Regions from separate parts of the Homo sapiens genome. Here region 1 is linked to region 2. The links are chromatin loops, found by intact Hi-C in ENCODE. Cell type or tissue: gastrocnemius medialis. All regions are shown on one strand. Each heading gives the region's core, and the rest is flanking DNA. Links, peaks and the distances in the headings are about the cores only.

What was found. A loop is a pair of places that touch in the nucleus more often than their neighbours do. Peaks named below come from ENCODE experiments on the same cell type or tissue, not always from the same donor. Only the 100,000 strongest peaks of a DNase experiment are listed, where the experiment ranks them.
Region 1: it touches region 2 in a loop (4-fold over the local background); 1 of 110 quality-filtered maps calls a loop at or near these places.

The regions. Positions count from the first base shown.
Region 1 is chr15:42,119,848-42,132,209 of GRCh38, forward strand. No RefSeq gene overlaps it. Among named protein-coding and RNA genes, the nearest start is that of PLA2G4F, 31 kb to the right of the region's middle. In gastrocnemius medialis, for the core only: no CTCF peak of the experiment used is centred there; no DNase peak of the experiment used is centred there.
Region 2 is chr15:42,178,376-42,190,737 of GRCh38, forward strand. VPS39 (VPS39 subunit of HOPS complex) reads right to left here. Exons shown (of 25, transcript NM_015289.5): 5 at 10,739-10,833; 6 at 9,383-9,481; 7 at 8,896-8,988; 8 at 6,142-6,325; 9 at 75-195. Among named protein-coding and RNA genes, the nearest start is that of MIR627, 15 kb to the right of the region's middle. In gastrocnemius medialis, for the core only: no CTCF peak of the experiment used is centred there; a DNase peak (open chromatin) is centred at 6,146.

The sequences.
Region 1 (12,362 bases), core at 1,877-9,876, 58 kb before region 2:
CAAACACTAGCATAGATATTGCTATGAAGGTATTTTGTAGATGTGACTAATTTACAATAAGTTGACTTTAAGTAAAGGGCATTACCCTCAGTAATGTGGGTCGGCCTCGTTTAATCAGTTGAAAAGCATTAGGAGCAAAAACTGAGGTTTCTCAGAAAAGGAGGAATTCTGCCTTAAAGACTGCAACTCTTGCCTGGGTTTCCAGCCTGCCAGCCTGCCCTACAAATTGCAGACTTGTCAGAGCCCACAGTTGCATGAGCCAATTCTCTCCCTCTCTCATTGATATTGTCTCTCTGAAGAACCCTGAGTGATAAAGCAGGTGTGGGACTCTCATTCAGCCAAGCACAGATCTTTGGAGAAGGGGTTAGCTGAGGGCCATTAGCAACCAACCCTCTCAGCAGCCAGGCTGGTCAAAGGAAGCTGTGCAGGCCACCAACAGCATATACTACAGTCCACCTCCCAAACCACTGAGATCCAATTGCTTCCCATATTAACTTCATTCAATCTAGGCACAGCTTTTCCAGGATTCTGGCTGGTCACAATTTGTGGGAACATTTACAGGAGAAGAGTTAGTGGAATGAACTACAGCCCACACCACCACAGTTTGTCTCAATCTGTCACTGATACTCATCATCTTCCTCCTCCACCACCCACTCTAGGTTCTCTTGCCTCTCAGCGAGCACTCCTGCTGCTCTCTGTGGCTCTCAGGAGGGGTGTTCCAGACCTTTATCTCAGAGGAGTCTGAAGCTCAAGTTATGCTTTACTCAGACCATGGTTGCTATATTTACCCATTTTTACATGCAAAATTTCACATAGAAAAAAGCAAACCCAGGATCACCTGAGTGCCAAACATATTCCTCCCTGCCCCCATCATCCCACTGTATAGCAGCAGCTCTGTGTCTTCCTGATGATCAGATCAATTACCCCTGCTGGAGCTGTAACCCCTTCCTTTGCCTGCTGATCTACCAGCATGAGGAGGCCAAAGTGGCCAGGCTGCAGCCATAGCTGTAAGATTATTGGGACTCCTATGGCGTCCTCCAATAGAAGCATTTCCCGCTCCTGCCCCCAGGAACCAGGAGCTCTAGACCCACAGAGTCTAAAGTTTCTGTGAAGAGAAGCATAAATTCCCCAGGTGGGTCACTTAGAATAGTGATGAGCAGAGCCACTCCTACTTCTACCGCTTGGACCCTGGACCATCCATTCTACCTAGTGGGGACAAATGCACATGCAATGGCCATTGGCTTCAGATGTGTATTGCATCCTGAAGATAGCACACTATCCCCAAACTAGCTCCTCCATGCATCTTCAGGAGGCCATCTCGCCACTCTATTGGGCAATAGTTGGTGGTTGATGTGATATGCACCACACTGCCTCCCTTACTCTAAGTTGCTGTTATGCACAGTCATATGTAGATTAGACATTGTGTAAGTCGTTGGATTGTCGTGCTTGCTGAGGTGCAGGAAGCCGGAAAGGTAATCCACATACAGAATGTGTGTCCATTTCAGTAAGTATGAATTGTCCTTTTCAGGACAGAAGGGGTCCTGTATAATCAGCTTGCCATCAGCGGTCAGTTGAGCTCCTGGGTGCCTTATTGCAGACTCGGTGTCAGTCTTTGCAGCTGGCAGGTTCGACAATCAGCAGTGTCAGTAGCTAGGTCAGTCTTGGAATGGGGATCCTATGCTATTGGACCCCTGTACTGCCTCCATCTCTGCTCCATTTGGGAGCACAAACATTAAGATGGCTGAGGACAGGGCTGATTGACAACCACTGGACGATCCATCCCACTCATCTGGTTGTTCAGTCCTTCTGCGAGTGGTCAGCACTGTCATTAGCATAAAGATGCTCACCCTTTGTGCCTACTCCCGAAAGGGCTCAGCTGCACTGCAGACTGGGCAGAATAGGCCAAGTGACAGGCCAGCCCTGGTACTGGTGACTAACAGCCTGCTGGACCTCCCTGCCCTAGTCCTGAGCTTGAGCTCTGCCGGCTGGCTCTGGGCCTGGCCCTGGAGGGGTCCACAGGTTGCAAGAAGTACCTTGTGCAATCCACACTGGAAGCCTGTCCTCACCCAGATCAGGGTGGAGCTGAGGGGGCCCTCAGGGTTTCAGGGCCTGGGTGTAACAGCAGCCAGTCAGATCAGGGTAGATACACACAGATACACACACACACACACACACACACACACACATATTATCCCTGGGGCTCAGCCCAGCTCACTCTGGAGGCTGAAGGCACTCCTGTCAGCCCTGTATCTGGCTTCATTGGAAGTTTCCCAAATGCAAAGACTTTTTGTTGTTGTTGTTGAACTCAGGCCCCTTACTTTCTCCACATTCATGCCTAAAACACAAGATGCGAAAAAAAAAAGCCAAGTGCTCAAAGGCATACGGTAGTATGGTGGCTAATTCTTTGGGTGTTGGAATTAAAAAAAAAAAAAAAGCCCTGAGTTTGAGTTCAAGGTATGGCTTTGTCACTTTTGACTTTAATGTTCTTGGATAAATAACAATTCTCTGAGCCTCAGTCTCTACATCTATAAAACATGAATAATATTACCTCCCTCACAGAATTGTGAGGATAAAGGAAAACACATATGTAAAATGTTTGACACAAAACAAGTATTCAACAGAGGCTATATAACAATATTATTAAAAACAAGAGTTTGTGATAAAATAGGGAACACAGAGAGAAAACCCAAAATAAATGCAGAAGACAGAAAGAAATGGGAAACACCGAAGACCCTGTGGCAAGCATGAAAATCAGACCTCCTTCAAAAGAACCTGCTGCAGGCTTATAGTGACCACCAGTCCCTGGCCACCCTCTGGAGCTATCACTGCGTTCACACCAAGGCCACGCTTTCTTGAGTTACTCCTAGCCAAAGACAGAACGTGGTGGGGCACTAGTGTCTGCCCATTCCTGTGGGATATGGGACCCCTCTAATGGGCAACTATGGCTCCAGGACTCCCATCAGCCGGGCTGGAATTTTCTTAGAACTGAGTCTGAGGCCCTTCCTTCCATCGCCCCTTCCTTCCCTGTCTCCTTTCATAGGTGTCCAAATGGTATTACAATCTGAAGGCTCTCCTGCCCCTTTCCTTCCTCATTCACAGGTGTTTACTTTAACAAGTCTCTGGCACAAATAATCCCATCTTGGCCACTTTAGAGCACCTGAACTAACACAGGCCCCTTCCCTAATGCTGGGCTTTCTTAGAGGGAGGGTCCTGAGAGGATCTGTCCCAAATCTGTGTTGTGCACCACCTGGGTGAGGGCAGCCGCAGTTCCAGGTTGACATGAAATTCTTAGATCATGGAGCTTGAATGGGAAACAGGAAGTGAGTGTCCTTGGGACATGCTATGATGCCTGATGGTTCATGTTCCTCTCTGTACCTGAAGTCGCCCCTCAGATTAAGCAATCCCTGCCTCTTCCTGCCCCCACTCCCTAGGCTGGCTCCTCTGGCCTGCACTTCAAATTCATCCTGCTTGTGCATAAACATAATTAGTGTGAATGCTTTGTTTGGTTGAACCAGTATTCTATATAGGTCTGGGGAGGAGTTTATTGTTGGCTTCTCTGAAGCCATAAATGTAAAGGAGAGCTTTAGGTGGGATGTGGCTCCCTGGGCAGGGAGACAAGCTGCAGACGTGGCCCAAGCCTAGGAGAGCTGGGAAACTCCAGCCCAGGGAGGGCTGTGGCTATGCCCACTTGCAGGTTGGGTTAAATCCCCAGCCTTTGCAGGGACAGAGTGTAGCCCTCAGGGTCCTGGGGGTTCTGGGTCAGATAAGGGTCTCTGGAGACTTCCCTCCACCCCTCATCCCAGGACCCAGTGCATCAGGGAAGTCCTCAAGGTCTGCAGCATGGCGCTGTGGCCGCACAGGTGCAACAAGTGGTCGTAAAAGTCTTTCACCTTGAACATCATGTAGTACAGAGAATAGGGTGAGGAAAAGTCACAAAGGTGTAATTGGCTTCCCTGCCTCCAAGGAGAGAGGAGATTAAGAGCAGGTCACAGAAGGCTTCCACCCATCTAGTAAGCTGAGGTCTCAAGGTTGGGAACAAGCCAGGCTTCATGCTTGGAAACATAGAAATGTTGCATTTTCTGGATTCAGACACATGTAACCACATGTAACCAGCACTACAGTGTCATATAGAGTAGATTCACTACCCTCAAAAGCTTCTGTGCTCTGCCTCTTCATCCCTCCCTCCCACCTAACGCTTGGCAATCACTGATTTTTTTTTTTACTGTCGTTTAGTTTTTCCTTTTTCAGAATGTCATACAATTGAAATCATACTCTGTACTCTTTTCAGACTGGCTTCTTTCACGTAGTAATACACATTAAGTTTCCTCCATGTCTTTTCAAGGCTTGAATGCTTATTTCTTTTTAGTGCTGAATCATATTCCATTGTCTGGATGTACCCCAGCTTGCTCATCAATTCACTCACTGAAGGACAGCTTGGTGTCTTCTAAGGTTTAGCAATTATAGCTAAAGCTGCTATAGACATTCATGTGCAGTCTTTGTAAAGAGATAAGTTTTCAACTCTTTTGGGTAAATATTCCAAAATGAAATGGAGAATATGTTTCGTTTTTTAAGAAACCTTCAGATTTGTATCCAAAGTGACTGAATCATTTTGCATTCCCACCATTAATGAGTGGAAGTTCCTGTTGCTCCATGTCTTCGCCAGCATTTGGTGTCGTTAGTGTTCTGGATCTAGTCATTCTCATAGATGTGTAGTACTATTTCATTGTTCCTTTAATTTGCATTTCCCTGATGATGTATGATACGGAGCATCTTTTCATATGCGTACCTGTCATCTGTATTTCTTCTTTGGTGAGGTGTCTGTTAAGGTCTTTGGCCCATTTTTTAATAGGGTTGTTTTCTTTTTATCAAGTGTTAAGAGTACTTTGTATTTTGGATAACAGTCCTTTATTAGATATGTCTTTTGCAAATATTTTCTTCCAGTCTGTGGCTTCTCTTCTCATTCTCTTGGCAGTGTCATTTGAGGAGCAGAAATGTTTTTTTTGTTTTTTGTTTTTTGAGACAAAGTCTCACTCTATTGCCCAGGCTGGAGTGCAGTGGCACAATCTCGGCCCACTGCAACCTCTGCCTCCCGGGTTCAAGCAATTCTCCTGCCTCAGCCTCCCAAGTAGCTGGGATCAGAGGCATGCGCCACCATGCCCAGCTAATTTTGTATTTTTAGTAGAGATGCGGTTTCACCATGTTGGCCAGGCTGGTCTCAAACTCCTGACCTCAGGTGATCCACCCGCCTCAGCCTCCCAAAGTGCTAGAATTACAGGTGTGCACCACCACGCCTGGCCAAGAAATGTTTTATTTTAATAAAATCCAGCTTATCAATTATTTCTTTCATGGATGTTGCCTTTGGTATTGTATCCAAAAAGTCATTGCAAAACCCTAAGTCATCTAGATTTTCTCCCGTTATCTTCTAAGAGTTCTATAGTTTTACATTTTACATTTAAGTCTCTTATCCATTTTGAGATAATTTTTGTGAAGAGTATAAGGTCTGTGTCTAGCCATTATTTTTTTTTTTTTTTTGCATGTGGATGTCCAGCTGCCCCAGCATCATTTGTTGAAAAGACTCGGCTTTATTGTATTGCCTTTGCTCCATTGTCAAAGATCGTATATTTATGTAAGTCTATTTCTGGGCTGTCATTCTGTTCCATTGATCTATTTGTCTCTGTGCTGTGTCTTCATCCCTTCCTCCCCCTTAACTTCTGTCACCAATATCACATTGTCTTGATTATCATAGCTTTATAGTTAGTCTTTAAGTTAGATAGTGTCAGTCTACCAACTTTGTTCTTCTTTAATGTAGTTTTGGCTACTCGGGGTTTCTTGCCTCCCCATACAAACTTTCGAATCAGTTTGTCAGTATCCACAAAATAGCTTGCTGGGATTTTGATTGGAAGTGCATTAAAACTATAGATCAAGTTGTGGAGAACTGACATCTTGACAATATTGCATCTTCCTAACTATGAATATGGAATATCTCTCCATTTACTTAGTTCTTTAAATTTCTTTCATTGTGGTTTTATAGTTTTCCTCATATAGATGTTGTGCATATTTTTTAGCTTTATACCTAAGTATTCATTTGTGGGGATGCTAAATAGTATTGTGTTTTTTAATTTCAAATTCCACTCATTCATTGCTGGTATATAGGAAAGTGATAGACTTTTAGATATTAAACTTGTGTCCTGCAACCTTGCCATAATTGCTTGTTCACTTGGAGTTTTTCTAGTACATGGTATGGAGCATGTGAATCCAATTTTATTTTATTTTACAAATAACTATCTGGTTATCACAATGTCCTTATTTAAAAGTCATTTTCTTCTTCAGTGACTTATCATGTATAGTTTACACTAAATGTTCATATGTATTGCCATCTATTTTTATACTGTGTATTCTGTTCTGTTGGTTATGTGTCAGCAGCATATAATTTTAATTATAAGGCCTTTATCATGTTTTAATGTTTGATAAGGCTCATCCCCTGCCCCCCATTCACACCATAATTATTGCTTTTTCAAGAGATGGGGTCTCACTATATTGCCCAGGCTGATCTCAAACTCCTGGCCTCAAGCGATCCTCCTGCCCCAGCCTCCCAAAGTACTAGGATTATAGGTGTGAGCCACCGTGCCTGGCTCCTGCAAGTTTATCTGTTCATATAAACTTTACAATTAACTTCCCTAGCTTAAAAAAATAGTTATTTTTAATTGAATTACATTGGGGGAAATTGATGACTTTATGACATCAATTTCCCCCAATGTAATAAATATATACTTATTTTTATTATTATTATTTTTTGAGACAGAGTTTTGCTTTGTCACCCAGGCTAGAGTGCAGTGGCACAATCTCGGCTCACTGAAACCTCTGCCTCCCCAGGTTCAAGCAATTCTTGTGCCTCAGCCTCCTGAGTAGCTGGCCATCAGGCACCTGCGACCACACCCAGCTGATTTTTTGTATTTTAGTAGAGACGGGGTTTCGCCATGGTGGCCAGCCTGGTCTTGAACTCCTAAGCTCAGGCCATCAGCCCAGCTCAGCCTCCCAAAGTTCTGGGATTACAGGCACGAGCCACCACACCCGGCCTCTACTTACTTATTTTATTATATTTATTTATTTATTTATTTTGAGATGGAGTCTCGCTCTGTCACCCAGGCTGGAGTGCAGTGGTGCAATCTTGACTCACTGCAACTTCTGCCTCCTGGGTTCAAGTTATTCTCCTGCCTCAGCCTCCTGAGTAACTGGGATTACAAGCACGTGCCACCATGCCCAGCTAATTTTTTGTATTTTTAGTAAGACCGGGTTTCACCATGTTGGCCAGGCTGGTCTTGAACTCCTAACCTGCGCCTCCCGGGTTCAAGCAATTCTTGTGTGTCAGCCTCCCTAAGTGCTGGGATTACAGGCATGAACCACTGCATCCAGCCCATTTATTTATTTTAGATTCAGGAGGTATACGTATAGGTTTGTTACATGGGTATATTGCATGATGCTGAGGTTTGGGCTTCTAACCCAAGTACTTCGCCCAAATGATATGGGATGGGACAGGGAAGTTCTGGTTAGAGAAGGGCGGGGTCCCTGGCGAGGGCTCCATCCCCATTTTGTGCTCAAATGTTGTGTTTCCCAAGACCACCCTGGCCTGCCACACTCCCATCCTGTGCCTATAAATACCCTGAGACACTAGCGGGCCAAGCAGCTGGATGTTGAGAGGAACTCAGCCATGGAAGAAGACACAAGCCACCTAAAGATGGCAAAACTGAAAGAGCACACCATAACACACGCCCACTGGGGCTTCAGCTGTAAACATTCACCCCCTAGACACTGCCATGTGGTCGGAACCCCACAACCTGTCTGTATGCTCCCCTAGAGATTTGAGCAGCGAGCCACACCCCCATCGCACGCCCTGCAGGGGGATAAGGGAACTTTTCCCATTTCACAAGTATTGAATAGGTAGTTGTTCAACCCTTGCCCCCTTCCTTTCTCCCTGCTTTTGGAATTCCTAGTGTTTATTGTTCCTGTCTTTGTGTTCATGCATATCTAATGTTTAGCTCCCACTTATGAGTAAGAACATGCAGTGTTTGGCTTTCCGTTTGTGTTAATTTGCTAAGGATAATGGCCTCCAGCTGCATCCAAGTTGCTGCAAAGGACATGATTTCATTCTTTTTTATTGCTGTGTAGTATTCCATAGCGTATATGTGCCACATTTTTCTTTACCCAATCCACCATTGATGGGCACCTGGGTTGATTCCATGTCTTTGCTATTGTGAATAGTGCTGTGATAAACATAAAAGTGCAGGTGTCTTTTTGGCAGAACAATTTATTTTCCTTCAGGTATATATCCAGTAATAGGATTGCTGGGTTAAATGGTAATTCTATTTTTACTCCTTTGAGAAATCTCCAAACTGCTTTCCACCGGGGCTGAATAAATTTGCACTCCCACCAACAGTGTATAAGCATTCCCTTTTCTCCACAACCTCACCATCATCTGTTATTTTTTGAGTTTTTAAGAATAGCCATGTTGACTGGTGTAAGATTAAACAGTGCTTGAAGGAAGTGTATAGCTCTAAATGCATATGTTAGAAAATAACCTGGGCTGGGTGTGGTGGCTCATGCCTGTAATCCTAGCATTTTGGGAGGCCAAGGTCATCAGATAGCTTGAGCCCAGGAGTCTGAGACCATCCAGGACAACATGGTGAAACCCTATCTCCACACACACACACACAAATATCTATATCTCTCTCTCTCTATATATATATAAAAATTTAGCTGGGCGTGGTGGCGCACACCTCTAGTCCCAGCTACCCAGGAGGCTGAGGTGGATCACTTTAGCTCAGGAAGTCAAGGCTGCAGTAAGCCAAGATCATGCCACTGCACTCTAGCCTGAACGACAGAGCAAGACCCTGTCGAGGGGCGGCGGGGGGAGAGAGGGAGAGAGAGAGGGAGGGAGAGAGAGAGGGAGGGAGGGAGGGAGGAAGAGAGGAAGAGAGGGAGAGATAGGAGGGGAGAAGAGGGGAGGGGAGGGGACAGGCTGATAATTAATGATGTTGAGCATATTTTCATATATCTGTTAGCCATTTCACATGTCTTCTTTGCAGAGATTTCGTTCAAGTCCTTTACTCAGTTTAAAATCAGGTTATTTTTGTTGTTTTTGTTTTTTGCTATTGAGTTGCAGGATTTCCTTATATATTTTAGAAATTAACCCTTATCAGATATATGATTTACAAATGCTTTCTCCCATTCTGTAGGTTGCCTTTACATTCTGTTAATTGCTTCCTTGGTATGCAGAAGTTTTTTGGTTTGATGTAGTCCTATTTATCTATTTTCAGGTTTGTTCCCTGTGCTTTTAGAGTCATATCCAATAAATTATTACCAATGCCAATGTCAAGAAAATTTCCCCTATAGTTTCTTTTAGGAGTTTTACAGTTTCATGTCTAACATTTAAGTCTTCAATTCATTTAATTTTTGTGTACAGCGTAAAGTAGTGTTCTAACTTCATTTTCATTTTCTCTTTTTTTGGCATGTGGATATCCAATTTTCCCAGCACATTTGTTTGAAGAGACTATATTTCCTCTCTGTCTCATTGCATATTCTTGGTACCTTCGTCAAAGATCAATTGACCACATATACATATGTTTACTTCTGGGCTCTCTATTTTGTTCCATTGGTCTATACGCCTGTCTTTATGACAGTATTTTTTAGAGTCAGACTCATGGAATTTATTTTTTAAGAGTCAGACTCATAGAAGCAGAGAGTACCATAGTAGTTGCCAGAGTTTAGGTGTGAGAGAAATGAGGAATTGTTGTTCAATGGGTATAAAGTTTCACTTTTGCTAGACAATTAAGTTCTGGAGATCTGCTGTACAACATAGTATTACAGTTAACAACATGGTATTGTAGAATTCAGAATTTGTTAGAGGGCAGATCTCACCTTAAGTGTTCTTACCACAAAGACAAAACAAAGCAGAAACAAAAATAAAACAAAGCGGAAACAAAAACAAAACAAAGCAGAAACAAAAACAAAAGAACACCAGGAACTTTTTTAGGTGTTGACTGTGTTGACTTGATTGTGGTGATAGTATCACAGGTGTTTGCCTACGTCCAAACTCATCAAATTTTACATATTAAACATGTGCAGTTCTTTGTACGTCAATTATACATCAATAAAGCTGCTTTTTAAGAAAGGAAACCACTGAGTTGAAATGGTCAGCTTCTGTCTTAAGAAGCTAGACAAAGAGCAAATTAAACTCAAAGTAATTAGAAGGAAGTAAAAAAGAACAAAATTTATTTAAATAGAAAATGGGAAAATAATGAATAAACAAAAGCAAAAGTTAGCTCTTCTTGAATATTTAATAAAATTGAGAAATCTCTTCGCTAGACTGATCAAGCAGAGAGAAAACACAAGCGAGCAACATCAGAAATGAAAGGGGACATTACTCTTCATCCTAAAATGAGAGACTTGACCTAGCTAGCCTCTGACGTCCCTTCCAGCTTAGCTCAACCTTCTCCCAGGGCTCCCTGCAACTCTATTTCCACTCGTGCTGAACTCACCAGGAAGGAATCCCCCAGTGGCTTCACCAGCTCTGCAGAAGCCACTCACTAGGCTTGTGATAAAGGGCGCCAGGGAAGGAGCCTCTAGGATGACTGTGACTTGGGATCCTCTGCAGGAAGAGCAGCCTCAGATTGCTGACCCCCTCTCTGGTTGGTAAACTAGGACCCATTGGTAGTAAGAAGGTTTGGGATGGGGAGCATCGGAGAAGGGCCGTGGAACTACAGACAGAGCTGAGAGCCCTGCACCATAAGGAAGTAGCTTCCTCCATGCCTCAGACCCCCCAGTGAGCAGGTTCCAGAACAGTCCTGGACGCCCAGGCTGCTCCCTAGCTGCTCTTTTGCCCACCTACCCCATTCCTGCAGCCTTGAGCTCCTCCAGCCTATAGTAGGGCACTTCCATCTGCTAATGGATAAAGTCCTCTGGGACACCTAGCAGGAAACACTAGAAGCTCAGGATGACACAGGCTGTGGTGGCAAATCCCTGGCTGTAACGGCACTCAATGAAAGGCAATCTCTACCCCTGGGGCCCCAAATGCCTCTCATTTCCAATTCCCCAGGGTCAGCTGGTTCCCACAGCAAGCCTCCTCTGAGAGCTCCAGTCGGGAACTGCTTGTCTAGACCCAGCTCAGGTCTAGATGCCCAAGGTCAAGACTTCAGTAGCCAGGTTCAGTCTGGGAAATAAGATGAGAAACCCAGGATAGTGACCCTGGTGACATGTAGGCCCCCTCTGTAGCCAGGATATGGGACCCCAAGGGAGACTTGAGAAGGCAGCCTGCCTGCAACAGCTCTCACTCAGAGGAAGACACAGATCAGGAGCAGGGGCAATGAGGAGGCACCAAAGCCTGGATCAACAGCGGGCTTCTACTAAGTGTGAACCCTGCAGGTGCATCTGGGGAGCCTCTTGTCAGTGTGGTGAGGACAGAGAAGGGGGTTTGTATGAAGTGTGTAGCCTTGTAGCTGTTGATCATAGCAAGTGATCCAAAAATGTATGGCTGAGGATGGGCTGGCAGTCCCTTAAGCCTGTACTTCCCACCTGTTTCCATGTGAAGGCACTCCTGGAAAGTGAAGGCATCGATGTGGTACACTGGGGTAAACATACAAGTCTGCAGGTGGTTGGAGAATGACAGCAAGGCTCCTGTCTTCGGTTTGTGCTGCTCTAATAGAACACTGTAGCCTGGGTGATTTATACAGAACAGAAATGTATTTCTCAAGGTGTCAGTGGGTTGCGTGGTGAGGGCTGCTGTCTGCTTCCCATGTGGCATCCTATGGCTTTATCCTCCAGAAGGAAGAACACTGTGTCCTCACTTGGCAGATGGGTCAGAAAGGGCAAACTTGCCTCCTGAATCCCTTCTGTAAGATCACTAATCCCCATTCATGAGGGTGGAGGCCTCATGGTCTAATCACCTCTCAAAGTCCCCATCTGTTAATACTGTTGCACTGGGAACTAACTTTCAACATGAATTTTGGAGGGGACATCATGTTTCAAATCACAGCAGATTCTAACAGCCCAGGCCCTTCCAGCCACCTTGGGGGCTGAGGAGCTTGGCATCTCCCATTCAGGAATATGAGAGTACAGCTCTGGGCTTCAGGCCCCTCCTACCCTGACTCTGGCTCTACTCCAAGCCCAGCTCTTAACAAAGATACCTACTCCCTGGGTGGTGGCAGCAGCAGTCACACAGGATGGGAGCTTGAATCTCCCGATCTCAGCAAGGCAGGGATCTATGAAGGCATCCAGGCTCTACCCTCTGGGTGGCTCCACACCGAGTGCTTTTCCCTCAGCTCTTTGAGGCCAGCCAGCACCACCAGGAGCCCCTGGCACAGCTCACA
Region 2 (12,362 bases), core at 1,401-9,400:
GGCTTTGTGATGACACAGGTGACTTTACAACTTTGGGATAATATACAGCCATAGCAAAAAAAGAAATTCCTTACCCTCCTGAGGTAATGAAACGGGGCCTTTGCAATTCAATGCTTTGGACCAGAAGCCTCGGTTCAAATGTTCGGATCTCAACATATCGAGGCAACACTGCAATGATGTAGGGAGGCTGGTGCTCTGTGAAAGAGAACATACACAGCAGTTGTTCCGGTCTAAGGCTTTGGGTTTATGGAGTGTTTCAGCTGCCCATTCTAAGATACATTTAAATGGATCTCCAAAAAGTCCCCTAGTCAAATATCAAGCCAGGATCTTACACTGTGATTCAGAAAGAAAGAAAAAAAAAATTGGCCTGTAATCCCAGCAACTTGAGAGGTTGAGGTGGGAAGGTCACGTAGGCCGGAAGTTTGAGACCGACCTAGGCATCTTAGTGAGACACTGCCTCAACAAAAACATTTATTAAAAAATTAGTCAGGTGTGGTGGTGCACACCTGTAGTCCCAGCTACTCAGGAGGCTGAGGTGGGAAGATCATTTAAGCCCAGGAGTTTGAGGCTGCAATGAGCCATAACTGCACCACTGCACTCCAGCATGGGTGACAGAGTGAGATCCTGACTCTAAAAAAAAGAAAAATAAAAAAAAATTGCTTTGCTTGAGTTATGATCAGAGAAATCTCTTGCACAAAAAAGACACATCAGCTGTGCTGACAGTCACCTGATCCCACTCCTGCCTTATTCCCCAAAGAACTGGATAAAAGTTTCACTTGCTCCTTTTTCATCAGTCACAAAGCCAGGCCAGACAAAGGCCAGTTGCAGCTGCCCATAACAATGCATCAGTGGGAGAACCAGGTAACAGAACCTCTTCTTTCATTCTCTTAGAAAAGTGGCGGGAGGGGGAAAGGCCGGGTGCAGTGGCTCACGCCTGTAATCCTAGCACTTTGGGAGGCTGAGGCAGGTGGATCACGAGGTCAGGAGATCGAGACCATCCTGGCTAACATGGTGAAACCCTGTCTCTACTAAAAAAAAAAAATACAAAAAAATTAGCCGGGCGTGGTGGCAGGCGCCTGTAGTCCCAGCTACTCGGGAGGCTGAGGCAGGAGAATGGCGTGAACCTGGAAGACGGAGCTTGCAGTGAGCCGAGATGCACCACTGCACTCCAGCCTGGGCGACAGAGCAAGACTCCATCTCAATAAATAAATAAATAAATAAATAAATAAATAAATAAATAAATAAATAAAATAAAAAATAAAAAAAAAAGAAATAAAAAAGAAAGGTAGGGGGAAGGCAAATTCTGTTTTCCCTAAAATTACTCTAAGGGAAGAGTTCCACATTTCTAGCCAATGTTGTTTCTGCTAGAGATTTTCACAGAGAAAAGGTGTGATGCTCCACCTGATGGCTGCTATGGTTTGGCTATTTTTATTCCCTCCCCAACTTATGCATTGGACACTTAATCCTCAGTGCAAAAGTGTTGGGAGGTGGGGCCTAATGGGAGGTGTTTAGGTGGTGAGGCTCCAGCCTCATCAATAGATTAATGCACTATAAAAAGGGCTTGTGGAGTGGGTTCTCTCTCTTCTGCCATGTGAGAATGCAGAGCTCATCTTTCTCTTACCCTTCTCCTTCCACCATGTGAAGGAGCATCAAGAAGGCCCTTACCAGACACCAGATGCCGGCACCCTGATCTGGGACTTCCAAGTCTCCAAAACTGTGAGGAAACAAATTTCTGGTTTTTATAAATTACCTAGTCTGTGGTATTCTGTTATAGCTGCACAAATGAACTAAGACATGGCTTAATGGTACACAGAGAAGGTGGCTGGATGGACTTCTCAGTGAAGGCATTTCTATTTGATACTTGCTGTCGAGTCTTAAAATTGTTTTCCTCTATTATATCTAAAAAAAAACCTTTCATTCATCTATCCATGACCCCAAATTTACCCTTCTGATCCAGTACAAATTATTGGGTTATACTCCTTTTCTTCACTCTTCCTCTCTCTTTTGAAAATAACTTTTAATATATCCACTATATTTTTCTGTACTTTTTGACAAGCATGTGACAGTCCAAAGCTTAAAATGCTGGATGAAGCAGAACAATTCCACACAGTGCTAAAGAAGTCAGCATGCAAAAAGCAGACTGACAAAACCATAAAATCATTGCAAATCAAGTCTTCCAATATTTGAGAAGTTGTATGGTGAAGGAGATTTAACATAAATGGAGGGAATTTAGAAAATAAGCAACACAAAACATATCTTTAAAAACACAAATCTCAGAACAAGACTGAATAAGGATCTGCTTTACCTTACACTGAACTGTAAGATAAATTTATTGTTTGTATACTATATGAAACATAATTTCACTAACTTAGAGATAATAGAAATATTTTCTATGACTATATTCTGTGCTATATCAAGAATCCGTAAAGAACTACAGTGAGATATCACCTCATACGCCTTTAGGATGGCTACTATTAAAAAAATGAAAATAACAAGTGTTGACAAGAATATGGAAAAATTGGAACCCTTGCGCACTGTTGGTGGGACTGTAAAATGGTGCGGCCGCTATGGAAAACAGTATGGTGGTTCCTCAGAAAATTAAAAATAGAATCACCATATGGTCCAGGAATCTCATTTCTGGGTACATATTCAAAACAGTTGAAAATCAGGATTTCAAGGAGATATTTGCACACACATGTTCGTAGCAGCATTATTCACAGCAGCCAATGGTGAAAGTAACCCAAGTATCCACGAACGGATGGATAAACAAAATGTGGTATATACACACAGTGGAATATTATTACTTTTTTAAGTAATTATTTTATTACCTTTTTAAGTGGAATATATATTACCTTTTTAAGGTTCAGCCTTAAAAAGGAAGGCATGAACCTTGAGGACATTATGCTAAATTAAACAAGGCAGTCACAGAAAGACAAATACTGTATGATTTCCCTTATATGAGGTATCTAGAAGATGTCAAATTCATAGAAGCAGAAAGGAGAATGGTGGCTTCAGGGACTGGAGGGAGAAGAACTGAGGAGTTGTTAATGGGTATAGAGTTTCAGTTTTGCAACATAAAAAAGTTCTGAAGATCTATTGTACCACAATGTTAACATACGTAATACCACTTAACTGTACACTTAAAAATGGTTCAGGTGGTAAATTGTATGTTATGTGTTTTTTACATTTAAAAATAAAAATGTTTTTAAAAGTAAAAAAATTAGTAAAAAGCAAACCACTAGATGCATAATTACCACATAGAAATTTAACTTCAAAATATATATTCATAAAAATAATTTCTTAGTGTGTCTAATTTGCTAATATTTCTAATTATCCTTTTTTTTTTTTGAGACAGAGTCTCTCTCTATAGGCCCGGCTGGAATGCAGTGAGTGGTGTGATCACGGCTTACTGCCGCCTCCATCTCCCAGGCTCAAGCAATCCTCCCACCTCAGCCACCCAAGTCCTGGGAATATATGCGTACAGCACGATGCCCAGCTAATTTCTTAAATGTATTTTTTGTAGAGACAGGGTCTCACTATGTTGCCCAGGCTGGTCTCAAACTCCTGGGCTCAAGCAGTCCTCCTGCCTCAGCCTCCCAATGTGCTGGGATTACAGGCATGAGTCGCTGCACTAGTTTAATTATCCATTTTCTGATAAAAAGTTTTTCCTATTATATTTGCAATTTATACTATCAATGAATAGTACAATAAAATTTCAAAGCTATGAGGGAACTCAGAAATGAGTAACTTGAGAACTAAGTTATATTTCTATCATTTTGAACGCTACTGCTATTATACTGATATTTTTCATCTTACCAGAAAAATGAAATTAAAAGCATATTGTTTTATATTGAATTTTTTATTTTATTTTTATGCTGGCCTCATTTTGAAAAGTTAGTACAATTTTCTTTAGTGCTAACTTGTATAACATATGTAAAATTTCTTTCTCCTTTTAAAATCTGTCCCACTTGAATACGTTCTCATTTAATTAAAAAGGTAATCTATAACAGAAACCCCTTTGGTTGTCATATCTTTTGTTGACAATAGAGATGGTCTGGATCTCTTTATATCTCCAAAAGTTGGGAGACTGGCTGGTGTACAGCAGGCATATAAATAATGACTGACCAGGATAATGATGCAATTATTCAGCAAGCATTTTCTTACACGCTCTGATGTTTCAGGCACTGTACTATGTAGTAAGGACTCAAAGTGGATCAAGACATGCATCCAGACCTCACAGAGCTCCTACAGGAACAGAGGAGACAGATCGCTCACGTGTGACAAGTTGCTGTGACAGAGATACCTGAAAGGGTTAGGGAAGCACCAAGAAGTGACTAATCCTGCCTGTGGGTCAAAGGAGACCTCACAGGGCAAGTGCCTCAAAACTTTCTTCAGCAGTAAGACACAGACATGGTTTTGAGAAGCACTGATGAAGGCCCCAGGCACTAACGAAGGTTGGAAGACAGGAACTCTCATCCTGGGAAATCAGAAACACGCTTGACTTTTACATGCCTCTTAAACTCATCTACCAAAGTTCCTCTTCTGAAGGGAAAACAAGGTCGCCTAGAACATCGGGAAAGCCTCTCATAAAGCTCCATAAGCCCCTCAAACTTGTGACTATCCATAATCCTGGGCCTTTTAAAATACTGACCTTTTGATTTCTCTTCCTTCTAGTCTACTTATCTCTAACCACAACCAGAACAATCACCCTAGAACATGATGTGTTTTTTGTTTTTTTTTTTGAGGCGGGAGTCTTGCTCTGTCACCCACGCTGGAGTGCAGTGGCACAATCTCGGCTCACCGCAACTTCCCCCTCCCTTCAAGCAGTTCTCCTGCCTCAACTTCCCAAGTAGCTGGGACCACAGGCACACACTGCCACACTCAGCTAGTTTTTTTTTTTTTTCGTGTTTGAGACGGGGTTTCACCATGTTGCCCAGGCTGATTGTGAACTCCTGAGCTTAGGCAATCTGCCTGCCTCAGCCTCCCAAAGTGCTAGGATTACAGGCGTGAGCCACTGTGCCCGGCCAGAACATGATGCTTTTATCAAGACATTCTACCATTCAGGAATCTACTGGCCTCCCAGACCTTCTCACGGACATCTACCAACTGGCCCTATTTCACTGCTCTGTAATTCAGACCACCTGTATCAAGTCAGGCTCTGTAATACCCTCTCCCAAATCGGCATGTCTTTCTTTGGACTTCTACTCATTTATTGGGCTTTCTGCCTAGATTGAATGGAAATTTTTCTTCAAGCCAGGTTCCAAACTCCCTGCCTGACCTAGTCCATAGTTCAGTCTTACCTATGTAATGAAACTTCTTCCTAATTAAACAACAAACTTCCCTTTCTCTGAACTACTGAATTTTAACTCATCCAATTTAACACCTTAAGCAGTGCCTTGTTTTGTCTCTTTATCCAAGACTGTAACCCTTGTCTCCAGAGACAGGGGTCTTTAAAGACAGAAAGCATGTCAGTACGTCCCACTTCACAGCAGTAACTATTTTAGTAATGCTCACTCTTCCGACTGAAAATAAAATGGGGCAAGAGTGGTTATATGCTTCCAGGCAATTCCATTGTGGAGAGCTGGGAACCTGAAGCAAGCATAAGAACAGAAGCACCTAATGCGTAGAATAGAGGCTGACACCAAAATCACCTAAATGTTGTCTGTGCCTCTAAGCTACAAAAAAAAAAAAAAAAAAAAAGCAACAATAGAAAAACCCTTCAACATGGAATTACTATATCAAAAACCCTTCAATATGGAATTACTCATACTATAGGAATACACAAGGAATTTCCACTAATTTCCAAATGTAGTCTATTTGGCAGAGGACACAATCAAAACTCTTAAAAAAAGGAGGAAGAAAAAAACTAAGAAGTAAAAGATAGCAGTAGATAATCACTTCCTAAAATAAACATTTCTGTTTATATGTTTTCCCCCTCTGGAGTAAAACTCAGCTTCTTGCAAGAACTAGACTATCCCATTTTTAATGACCCTAAAATGTCATCTACTTATAAGAAGGGGAACTGAAAGTGAATGACACAACGTAAACCAGTCTGCTAAAGCTACGAATGGGACTCCGTTCTGCAGGAATGGCACACAACCTCAACCCAAAGTGGGAAACAGCAGCTACTGTTGGTCTCACCCATGGCCACTGGTATGTCCGTCCAGTTCAGGGCACATTTCTGTGTGCAGATCCCTTCCTCATTGAGTACCACGGTGAGATCATCCTGGCCCACAGCCACTTTTCCATCTGCCAGAGGTGCAACTAAGGGCTCCAGCTGTTTTCCTGTTGGAAAGAGCTCTTTGATGGACCCCTTTCCATCCACCTATAGGAAGAAACAGAGTGAGTCACCTAGCATTCCCCAGCCAGAGGTAAGAACACAGGAAAAATCCAGATAGAACCCGAAACCTAGAGAAGCCAATAATATTCCTTGTTTGACATAAGAAAATGTTACAGAGTTTATTATAATAACCGTTGTTATCACAATGTAAAACCCGTTCTCTAATGCAAAGGAAAGCATCTAGCCTGGCAACTGACAATGCCAGGTGCTGGCAAGAATGCAGAGCAACTAGAACTCACATTCACTGCTGGTGGGAATGCAAAATGGTGCAGCTGTTTTGTTTGTTGGTTTCTTACAAAGTTTAAGATACACTTGCCATATGCCCCTTAAAGATACACTTACCATATGCCCCAGCAATCCCATTCCCAGGCATTTGCCCAGGAATGCCAATGTATGTTTACACAAACGCTTGTATGCAAATGTCTTAGATGCTTATTCAAAATTGCTAAAAATTGAAAACAACTTTTTTTTTTTTTTTTTTTGGAGACAGTCTTGCTCTGTCGCCCAGGCTGGAGTGCAGTGGCACAATCTCAGCTCACTGCAACCTCCGCCTCCTGGGTTCAAACAATCCTCCTGCCTCAGCCTCCTGAGTAGCTGGAACTACAGGCGTGTGCCACCACGCCAGGCTAATTTTTTTTTTTGTATTTTTAGTAGAGATGGGGTTTCACCGTGTTAGCCAGGATGGTCTCAATCTCCTGACCTCGTGATCCACCCGCCACGGCCTCCCAAAGTGCTGGGATTAAAGGTGTGAGCCACCGCGCCTGGCCAAAATCAACTTTGTCCATCAACTGATGAATGGATAAACAAACACCTTGCCATAGACTACTATTCAGCCATGAGAAAGAATAAACTATTAACACACACAACAACATGGATAAATCTCCAGTGCATTCTGCTAAGTGAAAGAAGCCAGACTCAAAAGCCTACATATTGTGTCATTCAATTTATATGACATTCTGGAAAAGGCAAAGCTATAGGAGATGAAGAACAGATGAGTGGTTACCAGAGGTCTAGGAACAGAAGGAGAGGCTGACTTCAATATGAGGGAATTTTGGGGGGTGATGGTAGTGTTGTGAATCTCGATTGTGGCATTAGTCACATAAATCTAAGCATTTGTCAAAACACAGAACTGTACACCAAAAAGAATAAATTTTACTGTATGTAAATAAGTAATTTCTGAATAGCCTGGTCCTAAAGCAAGGTTTCCCACCCTGAAGGTGATGTCAGCATCCAAGGCAGTCAGAGAACTGAGAGCCTTAAGTCCAGCTTTTGCTCAGTTCCCTTATTCCTTGTGCGCTCTCTCACCATCTGTAGGCCTACTTGCTATTGAGTCAGTGGCACAGCAGTGACTCCTCCAGGAGTCTGCAACTCTGATGCTGATAAAATCAGGATATTCAAATGACACAAAGATGGAACAAATATATTAACAAGATAACAATGGGGCCAGGCATGGTGGCTGTAATCTCAGCACTTTGGGAGGCTGAGGCAGGAGGGCTGCTTGAGCCCAGGAGTTTAAGACCAGCCTATGCAACATATTGTGACCCCATCTCTACAAAAATACAAAAAAAAAAAAAATACAAAAATTAGCTGAGCATGGTGGTAGGCATCTGGGCTACCTGGGAGGCTGAGGTGGGAGGACTGCTTGAGCCCAGGAGACGGAGGCTGCAGTGAGCCAAGATCCTGCCACTGCACTCCCGCCTGGGTGACAGAGGGGTACCCTGTCTCAAATAAAATAAAATAACCAATGAAGAGCTCACCCAGTGGAAGGTAGAGAGAGAGGCTTCTAGAATTGCCATGTCTGAATTACAAGGGGTGTGAAGCTAAGAGATTTAGATTATTCAATGAAACGAACAGTGTGTCAATCTTTTCTACATATAGTATGCATATTGGAGAAAAACAACGTCATGGATATTTACAACTTACGTTAAGAGAAAACACAGGTCATAAAACAATTGTATAGCATAGTATTTTTACCAATAGGATGGAAGTTCATATACCAAGAAGTTGGCAGTGACTATTTCTGAGTGGGGGGACTATGGTTGATTTGCACTTCCTTTATCTCCTTATCTATATTTTCTGTAATAAACACGTGTAAAAACACGTGGCTTTTGAAATTTAAAAAAATAGTGAGAATCACTTTTAGTACAAACATACAAAAAGATTTGACGGCAGGAGAGGAAACTCAAAGTCTTAAAAATACTTAAGTTTATACTAAAATTAGTTTAAAATTCCTAAGCACTGAAGCCTTAGGATAGCAGTCCATGATGATCCACTGGACAGAGGCAAACAGCCTTCATTATCTGTCCCAATAGTAAAATACACACTGTGGATCATCATTACGTAAAGAACTGAGCGTTGACTCTTGGACTGACTTAAGTTACAAAGATATCCTATTTGTGAAAAATGCTGAGCATGAATGATAACTACACATACAAATAACAAATCCTGTTATGCCAAAAGCTCTACTTAAAGTGGTCGCTTGACCTGGAGTTTGGAGCAGATAATCATCTTCCCCAAGATAAACTAATGATATTTGCAAAATAATAAGATTTTACCCTTATTAGGTAGTAGTCTCTCTTGAAACCCACACAGATAGAATTTTCACACCACGCCATGGACTTGGGCACATCTGGCACACTAAAGTCCCCCTGAAAAAAGAGAGCAAGGATCTGAATGAAATAAATATTTTTTTAAAAAATCATGACTTTCCTGTTATTCTGCAACCTCCATTCTGCAAAACAACCCTCACCCTCATCGGGCACAATTCTACAGGCACAAGGCCAGGAAACTACCCTTAATAAAAATACAAGTCCATGAACTGGACAAAGTACATTTGGAAAAGGTGAAAACCCACTTTGAAATAAACCAATCTATAAAAACACTGTAGAATCATATTACAAGTAGGCATCAACAAGCTCTCATGCACTTCATACCAGAGTATTCATTTGCGTAGAATGACAAGACTGGAGTCCTGAACTTCACTAGAACCGAGCCACTGCAGCAGCTCCCACCCAACCATGGACCAAGGAACAGTGGACTTACCTGCAATTCATGAAATTCCCTGTCCTTCCAGAAATAGAGCTGCAGCTTCTTTTTTACTGCCACACACATCCGTAACACCTCCTCACCGGTCTCTGTGTGCTGGGAGGAGACATGCAGAGCAAATGAAAATACAATGACTCTCTCTAACTGAGTGATAACTAAATTAGAGATTGTCTACCTTGAAATTGCTACTACTCTGAAAATTCCCTGTAACACAGTCATCCTGCCAGGAAAGCTGAGCAGAACACCATTCTCTAAGATGCGCTAAGAAACAAGTGACTGAGGAACACTTCCTCCCGAAGGGTTGCCAGCCAAAGACCACAGCACCAGCAAATCACATGGACATTCACAATTCAGAGGAGAAAATCCTGGGGCAGTCCTTCCCCTATATAACTCCTCCCTCCTTTTTGCTCTTAAATGTTTCTTGCTCCTGGCTGTCAATGCATGCTGGGTTAAGGGTGACCATGTGCCAGTGACATCAAGCCCACTTTTAAGCCTTTAAAGAGCAAGGAAAAGAGTATTCCTAAGCATAAAATGATGCAGTGTCAATGTAGAACATAAATGCTAAAAAATGGTAAGTTGAGTAGAGAGAGGGGTGAGGCAGATTCTGAAGAATAAAAGAATGATAAATTGGCAAAAATAAAGAGCGATATCTTTTCTGAACAATGAAAAGTCCCTAATGACAAAGACCTCAGTGATCTGTTTAGAACAAGACTCCATTTAATGTCTTATAATTATCTTCATGATATTGTTACAGTCTTGCTTTCCCAACAATGGTTTGTCCAGGACGAGAGTTTTTGTCCTCGGTTAGCTGCCTCTTGCCAATAGTATTAGATTCTCATTAACCCACGCACAGGGAATGCAAACGCTTCAACTTCACACTATGCACCAACAGAGAAATTTCTCTAATACAATTAAATATTCTCTTTGGGCCGGGTGCAGTGGCTCATGCCTGTAATCCCAGCACTTTGGGAGGCCAAGGTCACCTAAGGTCAGGAGTTCGAGACTAGCCTGGCCAACATGGTGAAACCCCATCTCTAATTTAAAAAAATACAAAAAATAGCCGGACGTGGTGGTGCACACCTGTAGTCCCAGCTACACAGGAGGCTGAGGCAAGAGAATCACTTGAGCCCGAGAGGCAGGGGTTGCAGTGAGCCGAGATCGTGCCACTACACTCTAGCCTGGGCGACAGAACAAGACTCCATCTCAGGAAAAAAATAAATAAATAAATAATCTTTGGAGTCTCTGTTGGGTATGGATCATCAGTGTCATTCTTCCCATCTAATGGTAGGAATGATGTAGGAAAGACTGTATTGATTAAAGCATAAAGCCAAATTTCATCTTGGGTAAACTTACCTGGAGGTCACAAGTAAACAGTGATGCTCCCTTTGCCTTTGAAACCGTAGTGATTTGTTGAAATGTCAATAGGTCATGGACATAAATGTTATTTTCTGTTTGGGAGGAGGTATAACATCAGGATCAATGATCATAATTCTCTAGCATAGCCACTATCGAGGCAAAAAAAGTAACTGTGTTAACATCTAGAAGAAGCAAATGGCAGATGTTGGTTGAAGATGTCCCTTCAGTTTCACTAGGATGATTCATTCTCACCTATAACCAGTACAAAGCATTTAAGAGGTCACTTGGTCTTCTAAACTTGGATATTTTCTTCCTTAAACATTTGAGCTTGGCCCGGCATGGTGGCTCACACCTGTCATCCCAGCACTTTGGGAGGCTGAGACAGGCAGATCACTTGAGGTCAAGAGTTTGAGACCAGCCTGGGTAACACAGTGAAACCCTGTCTCTACTAAAAATACAAAAATCAGCTGGGTATGGTGGTGGGTGCCTGTAATCCCAGCTACTCAGGGGGTTGAAGCAGGAGAATCCCTTGACCCAGGAGGTCAGAAGTTGCAGTGAGCCAGGGCTGCACCACTACACTCCAGCCTGGGCGACAGAGTGAGACTCCGTCTCAAAAAAAAAAAAAAAAAAAATTGGGGCTGACTTGAGTAAAAGAGATCTTTCACTTCCAAAACACTCTTTTTTTTTTTTTTTTTTTTTTTTTTGAGGCACGGTCTCACTCTGTTGCCCAGGCTAGAGTGCATCAACAAAAGGGGCATGATCTCAGCTCACTACAGCCTTAACCTCCTTGAGACTCAAGTGATCCTCCTACCTCAGCCTCCTGAGTAGCTAGGACTACAGGCATGCACCACCACACCTGGCTAATTTTGTTTATTTTTTGTGGAGATGAGGTCTCCCTGTGTTGCCCAGGCTGGTCTCAAACTCCTGGACTCAAGCAATCCTCCTGCCTTAGCCTCCCAAAGTGCTGGGATTACTGGTGTGAGCCACTGCACCCAGTCCAAAGCACTCTTATACTCTGTCCATTTCAAGTCTGAAATATTATGATGCAGTATTTATACAAGAAATGGCTTTCAAAGCTACTCACATTAGGAGGCTCCAATTAGAAAAGGGAAATCCCCTGTGCATTTTGTACTAACCCATGGCAATGATTTCTTTCCTAGCAAAGCAATCAAAATAATCATTTTACCTGGGCCTCATATCTAGTTTTAGTCATGAAGATTAAGTTACCTCAGATGTTTATCTGTGGACCCAGGAACAACATTTAACATGATTTTACTCTTTGGGCCCCAGGGTCAACAGCGCAAAGTGTGAGATCAGCTGCTAGTCCCCTGCATGTCCAGAAAAGGCCTCACTGGCTGCTTTCTATGAAACCATGGTTTTTCACATGAGGGCCTCAACAGTGTAGCCCTGCTCTGTCTCTTACCTGATATCCTGCCAATCTCCACCACATATCCTTAGTCTGGCCACAATAAACAATTTGCCACAAACTGCCACATCTCAAGGCCTTTGTTCTAGTTGTTCCCTGTGTTTGTGATACGCTGCTGGCCTCTTTTCCTACTGAAAGTCTAGTTATCTACTAGACAATATAGTCCCTCCCATTACCAAGATTCCACAACACTTT